Linked DNA regions of Mus musculus: regions 2, 3 and 4 are each linked to region 1. A link is a loop called in an ENCODE intact Hi-C map of the cell type or tissue named here. Cell type or tissue: left cerebral cortex. All regions are shown on one strand. Each heading gives the region's core, and the rest is flanking DNA. Links, peaks and the distances in the headings are about the cores only.

Evidence for each region. A loop is a pair of places that touch in the nucleus more often than their neighbours do. Peaks named below come from ENCODE experiments on the same cell type or tissue, not always from the same donor. Only the 100,000 strongest peaks of a DNase experiment are listed, where the experiment ranks them.
Region 2: a loop joins it to region 1, with 6 times the contacts of the local background. A loop is called at or near these places in 3 of 42 quality-filtered maps.
Region 3: it touches region 1 in a loop (7-fold over the local background); 4 of 42 quality-filtered maps call a loop at or near these places.
Region 4: it touches region 1 in a loop (6-fold over the local background); 5 of 42 quality-filtered maps call a loop at or near these places.

Annotation. Positions count from the first base shown.
Region 1 is chr12:100,567,656-100,570,998 of GRCm38, reverse strand. Rps6ka5 (ribosomal protein S6 kinase, polypeptide 5) reads left to right here. Exons shown (of 17, transcript NM_001330702.1): 13 at 1-170. Among named protein-coding and RNA genes, the nearest start is that of Ttc7b, 49 kb to the right of the region's middle. In left cerebral cortex, for the core only: a CTCF peak has its summit at 1,359 (motif pointing left); DNase peaks (open chromatin) are centred at 1,256, 1,957, 2,426, 2,819 and 1 more place; H3K27ac peaks cover 2,500 bases.
Region 2 is chr12:100,183,606-100,186,948 of GRCm38, reverse strand. No RefSeq gene overlaps it. Among named protein-coding and RNA genes, the nearest start is that of Gm10433, 2.7 kb to the left of the region's middle. In left cerebral cortex, for the core only: a CTCF peak has its summit at 1,711 (motif pointing left); DNase peaks (open chromatin) are centred at 873, 1,281 and 2,600; H3K4me3 peaks cover 306 bases; H3K27ac peaks cover 2,148 bases.
Region 3 is chr12:100,351,222-100,353,721 of GRCm38, reverse strand. The region is part of intron 16 of Ttc7b (tetratricopeptide repeat domain 7B); the gene reads left to right. Gm51958 (a long non-coding RNA gene) reads right to left here. Exons shown (of 3, transcript XR_003950124.1): 2 at 48-246. Among named protein-coding and RNA genes, the nearest start is that of Gm51958, 3.1 kb to the right of the region's middle. In left cerebral cortex, for the core only: no CTCF peak of the experiment used is centred there; DNase peaks (open chromatin) are centred at 418, 804 and 1,423; H3K27ac peaks cover 2,176 bases.
Region 4 is chr12:100,436,719-100,439,218 of GRCm38, reverse strand. All of the region lies in intron 5 of Ttc7b (tetratricopeptide repeat domain 7B), which reads left to right. Among named protein-coding and RNA genes, the nearest start is that of Gm36375, 57 kb to the left of the region's middle. In left cerebral cortex, for the core only: no CTCF peak of the experiment used is centred there; DNase peaks (open chromatin) are centred at 150, 693 and 1,142; H3K27ac peaks cover 2,500 bases.

The DNA.
Region 1 (3,343 bases), core at 321-2,820:
TTCATACGTTTCTTGTGATGGAACTTCTGAATGGCGGAGAGCTGTTCGAGCGCATCAAGAGAAAGAAGCACTTCAGCGAGACTGAGGCCAGCTACATCATGCGGAAGCTTGTGTCAGCTGTGAGCCACATGCACGATGTAGGAGTGGTGCACAGAGATCTGAAGCCTGAGGTGGGCCTCTGTGACCTTGGACAGCTCAGCCTGCTCTCCTTGTTCGCTAGCCTTAGAGTAGCTGTCAGCCTTTAGGACGCTTGCTATTTCTCTTGGGCCACTAAGTAAATCCTGGAAGATGTTTCCTAGGATTTTTTTCTTTCTCTTCTCTTTTCTGTGTCAGTCTAAAATAAATTTGTTCTTTTTTTCCCCTCTTGCCAGCTGATCATCTTGAGGTTATATTTGTAAGTGTGAGAGCCTTTTATGGGAAAAATGCTTCATGCAACAGTTGTATACTAAAAATAGCGATGGAAAATTTTGTAGCAAAAAATAATAAGCACTGCTATATGTATTCCATCTTGGGGAGTTTGTTCGTTTGATAGTGTATTTTGAAACCTTAATTTTCACATTTTTAAATCAAATTGATAGCTCCTAAACAGTAATGTATGGGATTCTGTTCTACATAGTTACACACGAGGCCCTGCCTTGGTTTAATAAGCTGTCCTATCTATATGTGCTTCAGTATGCTCACGACTGTGGTATTTATAGACCTGGAGAGCAGTGCAGAGCAACAACTTTTTATATTTCCTTAAGAAGGCTAATTAAGAAGGTTTTAACTCAGAATGATCCATTTTTAGTATCAAAAATATGAAAATTCCTCTCTTTTTAAAAATAAGTAATAATGAGCTTGGAAAACAAAAGCCAATGACTTTTTTTTTAAAAATTATCCTTTACCAAATGAGAAATTATATATATTTCTGCTCTAAAATAGGATATTATTTTTAGTTTCTATGTGATCATAATATATTTTCAAGTCTATTTAAAATATTAATGGGCTTGATGTTCCTTTTTTATTAAATCAAAAAAGAATATTTCTGTAAAAGCAATTTTTTTAATCTTGTGCTTAAATTATTTAAAAATGTTTTAAAAAGATGGGCAGTAGAGGTACATACTTTTATCCCAGCCCTTGGGAGGCAGAGGAAGTGAGATCTCTAAGTTCAAGGCCAGCCTGGTCGACAGAGTGAGTTCAGGACAGCCAGGACCACACTGAGAAAACCTTTCTCAAACAAAATTGATATTTTAAAAGTGGAAACATAGGGCTGGTGAATTGGCTCAGAAGGTAAGAGCACTAACTGCTCTTCTGAAGATTCCTGAGTTCAAATCCCAGCAACCACATGGTGACTCACAACCACATGTAATGAGACCTGATGCCCTCTTCTGGTGTGTCTGAGGACAGCTACAGTATATGTATTCAAATACAGTTCTCTGTATCTGTGGAGGATTGGTACCGAAGCTCCCTATGGATATCAAACCTCTTACATGAAATTGAATATTATTTTATTTTCATATAACCTACGTGATCCTTTCGTATACTTTAAATCCTCTCTCTAAGTTATTTATGATATCTATTTTGATGTAAATGATAAATATGTATATTTTAGGGAATAATCACAAAAAATCTTTTCATATTCTGTACAGTTTTGAAGGGGTTTTTGTTGCTTTTTTTTGTGGGTAGATTGTTTTGTTTTGTTTTGTTTTTTTGTCTGTTTGTTTGAAGTTTTTAGTGGGTAGTAGTTTGAACCCACAGTTGTGATCCTCAGGGGTACAGAAGACAATTGATTTATTCCTTTAAAGGTTTTAAATTTTTGAGTACTTTATTACTGTTCTTCCCATTGCTAGTAATTAATCAGAAGTGGCTTGTGTCGTAGGAACTCACAGCTCTGCTAGCTCCCCTCGGCTTCCTTCATCCCAATTCTCACTCTCCTACGTAACACCCACTGAAAACATGGTGCTCTGGGCTCCGAGATGAGCTGTCTAGTTTAAATGTGAGAGCACACTACTTAAACGTTTGCTTGATAGACAAGGAACAGGCATGTAGTTTTTTAATGGAAAAGATCTGTTCCATGACTGTATAGAACTCATTTTCACATGTTTTATTCTTTGATAACTGGCCATCTGTCATCTCATGGTGTCTCGAATGAGGCACATGTCCTCGGCAGCAGAATTTAAATTTGTCTTCTTCCTTTCCTGATCAAATAGATGCTTTTGTAGCTTGAAGTGAAGCAGAAATGTCAGATTACACTATATGTTCTACCATCATTTTATTCTTAAACTGGGTTTTAGGAAAGTAAAAACGTACCTTTGAACTAGCACTTTCCTAACTATAGCTCTCACTTTGACTTTTAAATGGCAGAGTATATTATTTCCAAACTAAAAGTTGAATCCCTTTCCTAGGCAGCATTTTAGTTGTGACTGTTTAGATAGTTAGATGGCGTTCTTTTTCTACATAGACAGAACTCTAAGCTCTAGGTGAGAACCAGACAGATTTAGAAGCTGACTGGCATTCTTAGAGGGCTGCTTGGTAGTCTTCATATTGATCCTCTTAAAGGATTAAGAAAGTTCTGTATATGATAGTATTTTCAGGCAGAAACCGAGATGAGGATAGAAGTGGCTCAACTGTTACTTTTGTCCCTTCCTGGCCATGCACACACCCATGTGGAACTGTCCTGATACTTCCCTTGCTACCCTGGGGCAGGAGGAAGTAAGCAGTAAGCTCTGGTTTTACGTGTTCTATGAGAGGAGGGTTAGAGTCGCCAGTGTAAAGGGAATGCCCTCACTTCCTCCAAGATGACCAAAGAATTCCTTCATTAGTCTTAGTGGAACAAACCCGTTCTTGCCAGAGCCTTGACAGGCCCTGTGGAGATGGAGCCAAACGTGCTTCTGGTAAGATGTGTAGCACACCGCCTGGCACTGCACAGAGAACCTCTAGTATAATTGCTGAAGGACCGATATGTCCCAAGAAAACACCCATGATTGGTGACCTCAGTCGTCAAAAATCAAGGTCTGAGCATTGTATGATAGAAAACTATTTCAATTTTTCCTTTCTTTGTTTTTTCCACCCCCTTCTTTTTTTACATTAAGTTTTTCTGTTTTATAATTTCATAACTGAGTACTGTCTTTACATCATTTGCACTTACCTTCTCCCCACTCCACCTACCCTGCCCCCTCACTCCTGCTGGCTGCTTGAGATTAGGTAATCTGTCAGGGTTTATCCTTGGAGAAAACCGAGTTTCCCTTTCTGGGCAGCTATTAATTGCCTGTAGCTGTTCATCTAAGGCTGGTAGGGCTTTGTAAGAGTTCTCTCATCTATATTGGAATAGCAACTGATGCTGTCATTTGCTGCTCTTACGTAG
Region 2 (3,343 bases), core at 397-2,896, 380 kb after region 1:
TACGAGAATTGGATTTTGGTTGTATCAACTTATTTGCCTTTTTAAAGCAAATGTTTTGTGTGTGCATCCGGTTTTCATCCTTCTCTGATGCCCACTCCCGCTACAAAAGAGAATGTAATTATCCAATAAAAGTCGTACTTCAGGACTTAGCCTCTTTTCTGTGGTGAAAGAATGAAAAAAAAAAAAAGTTCCCTGGTTGGATTAGAATTCTGGAAAACGGAAAAGAGGTCAGGGTTGTTTTAGTTCAGTGCGTGGTGATATCTTGGTTTTATTTGAGGTGCGTAGGTGCGCATTCGGTGGATCCTGGATATCCAAAGGTGAATTTTGGAACGCCTTGGTTGTGGGTGTTGCCATGGCTACTGGGAGAGGGGAGGCAGTGAATTGTTAAGACCAATAAAAGCTGACAGGGCCTGGCCTCTCTGTTGCCTGAATTCTTTAAATTGACTGCCCTGGTTTGTGTATCCAGGTTTTCTCCATTCCTGTACCCCTGCAAGATTCCTGGATTGATCAACATCTACTTACATGGGTGTGTCAATTTGTCTTTGACTAACAAGAGTACACACACTAAGTGTAGATTTTTCCGATTAGATAATGCATCTAGAAGCAGTTTTTTCTTTCTTTCTTTTTTTTTTTTTTTTACTACAAGCCACACACTCTGATTTGCAAGTTATTGCTATTCTTAATCTAACTAGTTTTGAACAACTGTTGACTTGCATACCTTTTAAGAATATGTAAACCATCACCTTAACTGAGTGCCTATCAAGACAATGCCAGAGTGCGCTGAGCTCATGGACGTTGCAAAAGAAAGAAACTTGGAGCTTTGCATAATCTCTACATAGCAACAACCACTCATATCGCTAACAGACAGTATTTCAGCGTTTGGCAGCCGGTGCTAGGAGTTTTCACTTGCTTCGAGAAATAAAGCCGAGAAGTCTTCAGGGGCTGGATTCCTTCAGTGGTTTTGTGATAAATTTATCTCACACAGTTCTGAGGATTGCATGATCTGTGAATGTGTCAAGACTGCAAACTGTAGAACCATGGATACAAGGTCAGGCAATTGCTAAGTACTTAACCTGTACTCTCTGACCGTAAGAGAGGAAGACTGTCCATCCACAGATTGACTCATATCTAAAAGAAACCTTAAACAATACTTTTAAGGTTTATTTGTGTGTGTGTGTGTGAGTGTTTTGTTTGCATGTCTGCCTATGCACCGTGTGTGTGCCTGGTGTCCTTGGAGGCCAGAAGAGGGCTCCAGATCGCCTAGATCTGAAGTTTCAGACAGTCATGGGCTGCAGTTTAGGTGCTGGGAATCAAACTGGAGCCTCTGGAAGCAGACCAGTTAAAAGCAAGTGTTCTTAACCCACACGCCATCTCTCTAGCCCTGACACTGCTTTTCTTAATGTAAGTATGTTTAGGATAGTCTTATACAGAGTTGGTATGATGGGCTCATAAGGCAATTATTACAATGTCAAACTTTCCTAGTTTTACCATTGGTTGTGTCTGATAAAGCCCACCCTCTGTCCTAGGTAAACCAGACAACGAATCTCCTTTGAACTGTTTCTAATGCCTTAAGATGAATAGAAAACATCCAATGCCTTAAGATGGGAGGATGAAGGGCTGGAGAGATGGCTCAGTGGTTAAGAGCACTGACTGCTCTTCCAGAGGTCCTGAGTTCAATTCTCAACAACCACATGGTGGCTCACAACCACAGCAATGGGATCTGATGCCCTCTTCTGGTGAGTCTGAGGACAGTGACTGTGTACTCACATACATAAAATAAATAAAACCTTTATTTAAAAAAAAAAAAAAAGAAAGAAAGAAAGGATGAACAGAGTGAAAACAAAGACAGAGTGGTTTGGGTTCCTTTCTGGAGTTTGATGGGCACGAGGAAATAAATGCATTTCTAGAGTCAAACGTAACTTCTGTCTGCTGGTTTTCTTTCTCAGTCCCTGCACATAGTTTTGGGCTTTAAGGTTCTTAAATTTTTTTTTCCTGTTAAATTGCTATTTTTAGTCTATTTAAGATAAGGCTTTGCTATATAGCTTATGCTGCGTGAAAGTTTCTGTATAAGAAAACCTACAGAACTAATACTTCTATATTAGTGGCTTGGAATTCTTCTGAGTGGCTGGGATTATGGGTATGGGCTTTATGCCCGACTCTTGTAGTCATTTCAGAATCCTGCTTTCATAGATTGGCCTACTACACCTCTCATGCTGGTGGGCTTTGCTGCTGGAGTCACAATTCATGCAGGCAGCATTTAGAGTTCGGTAAAAGGCAAAGCGCATTTTCTGTCCTAGTTCGTGGAGCCTCTGAATTTTCTCCATGGAGTCCAGGTTAAGGACAATTCACTCTCCGCTTCTCCATTGCCGTTCTGGCTCCACTTTTGTCCCCTTCTGTTTTCTGACCTCTCCAGCCTTCAGTTCAACAAGCCACCACTGCTTTCTGTATTACACGCCTGTCTGGTTTTGCTGTAATCTTGCTTAGTCTACAGCAGATTGTCATGGGTTTAGTGCTTTTTTAGGAAGGGCAGACGTTTATTTCTCACGGTTCTGTGGCTGAGAAGTGCATCATCAAGGCAACATCAGACTGGAGTCTGGCGGAGGCTCCTCCCGCTAATACAGTGCCTTTCTGTTTCATCCTCATAGGGTGTGAGGTCAAAGGCCAGAGGGACACCGATGCTCTGCTTCATGTGGCAGAGGAGATGAAAGGCCCAGGCAGCTCTGACGCCTCTTTTATAAGGAAGTTGAACCCACTCACCAGGGCACAGCCCTCATGACTAATCACTTCCCTTTTTTATGGTATAAGTTCCAGCATAACTTTGGAAGGGACACACAGTCACGTTTTGGCACATTCCCATCCCTGGTTCTATCTCATGCCCTTGGTTTAATCTGTAGCCCAGATAATCAACCACATCTACCTGGATCATTGCCCTGCCCAAACAGGGCAGGCTCATGAATTCAAATGTGAGATCAGCTCACATCAACACTCCCCTGACCCCACCCACTGGCTCCCTTAACACTTATTTCACGTCTCCTGTTCCCACATTCTACGTCTATTATGGGTAGCCAATTACTCATTCATTCAGTGAATATTTGTGATACACCTATCAGGAGTGTGGCTCTGGACTGGAGACCAAGGGCATGAGAAGCATAACGTGCCTGGACCTTGGTTTTTAACGGACTCTTACTAGTTGGAAGAAAACTAAACGGAAGTGGCACATTTTTTGCAAGGTGGGAGACAATGGTCACCACTTCAGGTGTCTAGAAGGAGGATTCATTCTGTTGGATCACGGCCTCGTGGCACTGGAGGTGGCTTCGAGGATCAATACAGATGTCCCCGAGGA
Region 3 (2,500 bases), core at 1-2,500, 220 kb after region 1:
TATTCAGACTCAGAGCCTGTGGAAGTGGGTGTGCCGCGGGGACTGACCTCAGATAGACCGGCGACTCAGCTATGACAGAGCAGCTTGGAGTATGGGGCTGCCCCTGGGTAAGCCAGCTTCACTCACAGGGTCTGATAGGACTTCTGAGATGTAGTAAGTCCCCTCACGCTGCGCCTCGCTCCCTTCCTTCCCTCTGGCGAAGGAGAAGCCGTGCTGAATCTCACATTTTCCCTGTCACAGTTTGATCTGAAAATAAAAATCATTTTTACTTTAAAAATCCTACTCATCTCTATAAGCAAAAATGGGAAATGGCAGTCTTTATCTCCCTGAAAAGCCCCTTTCCCGGCCCCTCGATAGAATCAGGACGTGGGAGGCGTGGCCCTCTAACCCAGCCTGCAGCAGGTACTGCTCAGCTGGTTGCCCCCGTGGAGCCCATCTTTTGCCTGTCCCCCCTTTAGAAGGGAGAAAATAAACCATCAGCTTCCTCGTTGCCAATTCCCTCACTTCTCCACACCTCTCCCACCTCCCCACATTTCCTCCCACTTAGCAACCAAGAATATTGAATGTGCAGAGAAAAAAAATAGCAGAATTGGAAAGCCTTTAAAAATACCTAACCAAATGCCTGTGACCATATTCTTCTTTCCTTGAAAGATCTTTTAGGGACAGAGCAGGGTGTTCCCACCCTGGGGTGGACATGAGCCCTCCCAAAGCCCTGGGTATGGGTGGAGACAGGACAGCCATTATCAGAGCTCCCTGTCTGTTTCAACTTCATTTTCTCAGGATATAAATAAATGTTTCTCCGAAACCCTTTACCACTGCACAGACGTAGGCATGCCTGAGCAGCTGGGATGAGAAGTGACCCTGCCTAGGGCATGTAGCATGCACAAACAAGGCTAGCTCTGCAGTCGGCACACTTCACAGCCCCCAGATGCAATACCACAGGACCAACAACAAACAGCCTCCAGGCTCTTTAGGTCATATGGACTTTCACACAAGAATCATGGTACGTGAGAAGCATCCTTTACTAAAAATAAAATAAGCTGAAATTTGAGCAGGAAGGTTTTTACAGGGAGCAGTTGGAGTCCAAAGGGAGTAGATCTGTGCCAACCCCCTGACTCTACTGCCCTTGCCTCCATGTGCTCAGTGTGGCCTCTTTGCTTCATCTGTCTGGGTTCCCCATCGTCCCCGAGGCCCTTACCGGTCATCCTGAGGCTCAGCACGGGCCCTCAGGGCACTAAGAGGAGCTAGAGGAAGACATGGGCCAGCCTGAGAGTGGCCAATGAGAGCAGCCCCTGACTGTATGTTCTCGGCAGCTCTTTCCATCTTTATTTTTGCTTGAGGGAAATCTCAATAGAAGCGGGTTGCAGAGCTGAGCTTGGACAAGTTGTACCAATGGGGCTCCACCTGCGCTTGGAGGACACAGTTTCTGCTTTGAGCAGTGGGTGGACGTTCTCCCCAGGGTACATTTGGGGAAGTGCTGTGGTTTCAGATTCTCTTTTCCTGGGTCTGAATGTTTTCCTGCATTTAAGATAGGGATCTGACTTGCTCGTCTTCTCTCCCTTAGTAAAGAACAAAGCCCTCTCAGTTCTTCTCCATAATGACTTAGCCACTCAGAACAGCGTGAACCTGACCAGACTCTCACCAGAAAGGTCCCCATGGGCTCTCAGCATCCCAAATCGCATCATTTCAGCCGGGGCTGATAGTGATCGCTTTCACTGAGAACTTCTCTGTGCCAGCACCAAACTGGGCCTCTACTCCCTATAAGCCTTGCAAGACAGCTACTGTTGCCCCAACTTTAGAGGAAATGAAAAGCTAAAGGAGAGTGTGCAGCATACCCAAGTTTTCCAACTTTGATTTGAGTGGAGTTACCATCAAACAGGAGGCTGTCTGACACTAAAGCTCTCTCTGTGACAGCATACTGCTTCTGTTGATGACAGCCAGATCCTCCTCCTCCTCCTCCTCCTCCTCCTCCTCCTCCTCCTCCTCCTCCTCTTCTTCTTCTTCTTCTTCTTTCTCTTCCTCCTCCTCCTCCTCCTCCTCCTCCTCCTCCTCCTCCTCTTCTTCTTCTTCTTCTTCTTCTTCTTCTTCTTCTTCTTCTTCTTCTTCTTCTTCTTCTTCTTCTTCTTCTTCTTCTTCTTCTTCTTCTTTTGTCAGTCACTTCTTTCCCACCTCTGATCACTGCCACCTGAACCTTCTCTGTCATTAGCCTTAAAATGACATCCTTATGATTGGAAAATCTTGTTTTCTTCCTAACTCCTATGTCAATCACTTACTAACAAACAACATTTAAAGCTGACACACACTGTTGCAGGTTTTCTTTACTTTAGGCCTTCTAATAATCACCAGTGTTTTGGTAGGGCTTTTTTTATCTTACAGAATGTGTTCTCCTTCTGCCTTCAGAAAAGCAGAATGAATGGGCAAGTGCCATGTTGGATCAACTCTTCTTACTGCTCACAACTCTTCTTACTGACACAAGGCTCAGACACAGTGAAAGCTTGTG
Region 4 (2,500 bases), core at 1-2,500, 130 kb after region 1:
CAACTGGGCACTAAGTGTTCAGACACATGAGTCTATGGGAGACATTCTTATTCAATCTACCACCGTATCAAAGAGTTTCCTGGACACCAGCAAATGGAACCTATTTTCTGGGACCTTTGGCTCTCTGCCTCGTCTTTGAGGATGTCTACAGTAATGCTGACACTGTATAGTGCCTCAAGCAGGCCCTGATGCCACTTGTTTTTTTGTTTTTTTGTTTTTTTCTGCACTGTGTGGACTTCCCACAGTGGGAAAGGATTTCCGTGGCTTTAGTTCCTTAGGGTACTAGTTCCCACAGCTTCCCACCCCTAATTTTTATAGCCTTTAAGCATGTAGTTGACACCTCATGAGGCGGTGCTGGATATAGAGGCACACAAGCATTGAGAATGGCCTTTATAGCCATGTCTCAAGAAGTAGACCTGAAGTAACTGGCAACTGGTAATGAGGAATCCACGACCTGTCTGGGGAAGAGGTAAGGCAGGCTTGCCCTCTCTGCACCCGTAGGGAGCTGTTACGGTAATTTAGTGATCTATAAGTGTGGGCATCGCTGCTCCAGCACTTGCCTGGAATGGAACGCGTTAGCCTGCTTTCTGCCTTTCCTAGCTCACATGTCAAGTAAAATTATATTTTATGAGAAAACACCAGAGCCCCAGGCTCCTCCAGAGATGCCTCTTTTGTCTTTATGAGAAGACAGCAGAGGCCCCAGCCTCCTCCAGAGATGGCCCCTTTTTCTTTCTTTCTTTTCACATTGCTATTTTTTCTCTCCATTCTTGTTTTGCAGAAATATTTTTAGCCAACAGTTAAAATTGTAGAAGGAAAAGCTGAGCTAAGGCCCAGAAGATGACAGCAACATAATTTATGACTTTTTAAGGTATTATTAGAACTTTTTGTTCAAAGAAGAGAAAGAATTGCCCCTTGTCTCCCAGGTACCTGCATTTTTATTGATATGACAGCAGTTGCTGTAGCTCTGTCCTCCAAGATGGAAGCCTGTGTCTGTGTGTTCTTGCAAAACCCTGCGTCTGACGAGAAGGTTTAAAGATGATGAGTTAGTGTTTGCAATTGGCATTTGGGTTTTCACCTTCCTCTCTATTTTAGGTTTCCATTCTCCGCCGTTAGACACAGTGTGTTTGGTAGTTCTCTGAGCTGGCACGAACACACTGTACCTTTCTTCTGGATCTTTTCCTTCTGCCTCCCTTTGGCATCATTTGTATCCTCTCTGTCTCTGAGTGGCTGGTTACTTTGAATCTTGAAATGACTTCACTGATTATAATTTCCAGCCCTACTCCTATCCCCAGGCCACTGCAGATGTCCTGTTGCTACAGCTTTTCTTTTAGTAGAAATTTCATATAAATGGAATCACAGGATATATAGTCGAAGTGTTCTACTTTCAGTATGGTTTTTTAAATTTACCTGTATTTTTAGCATATATCAAAAGGGCATTCCTCTTTGTGTGTATGTGTGTGCATATGTGTGCGTATGTGCGTGTGTGTGTCCAATGCTCATATATTTGTGCATGCCTGTGTGTGTATGTTCATGTGTGCACTCGTGTGAATGGGTATGTATGTGCACATGGGTGTGCTTACAAGTAGAGGTCGGAGGACAACCTTGAGTATTGTTCCTTCAGAAAGTCTCTCAGTGGCCATGGAACTTTGCCATGTAGGCTAGGCTACCTGACCTGCAAGCTTCTAAGGATCTGCCAGTCTCTTTCTCCCATCTTACCATTGCTGGGTTACAGATGAACGCCACCATCCCTGGCTCATTTTATGGTTTGGGGCAGGGGGATCTGAACTCATACTTGTGAAGCAAGCACTTCATCTCCCACCCTAATGGTCATTTCATTATCTTGAGCTACATGTTCCTATCCGTTCACCAGCTAATGGGCATCCTCCTGCCGCTTATGGCCACTATAGACAAAGCTGCTGTGAACACTGTGTTCAAACCTTGCAGAATGTTGCCACTCCTTTGTGTTGATTCCTAGCTAAGGAATTGGTAAGTTTGTTTAGCTTTTTAGCAAATTGATCATCTCTTTGCCAAAGCAGCAATCCCATTTTACATTTCCATCAGCAATTAACAAGGGTTCTGGGTTTTTAATGTTCTCTTTAACACTTGATGGTGTCAGGTCTTTTATTCAGATCCATTGTAATACATTTGTCATATATTTCCTTTTAGTGTGTGTTACCTAGAGAGTAACAGCATCAGCAGCTTTCACCTGCTTATCAGCTATCCCTTTGTCTTCTGCAGTGACGTATCTATTCACAGGTGAAACATCTAAGAGCTTTTGCTATGCGCATACTGTGTGTGTATGTTCATGTGTGCACTTCTCATACTGTGTGTGTATGTTCATGTGTGCACTTGTGTGAATGGGTATGTATGTGTACATGGGTGTGCATGCAAGTCTGTCTTCCATTTGGTTTTCTTATTGAATGGTAAGAATTCTTTACACAGTCTGGATATCAGATTGACATTTTATGAGTGTTGTCTGTCTGTGACTTATACCTTCATT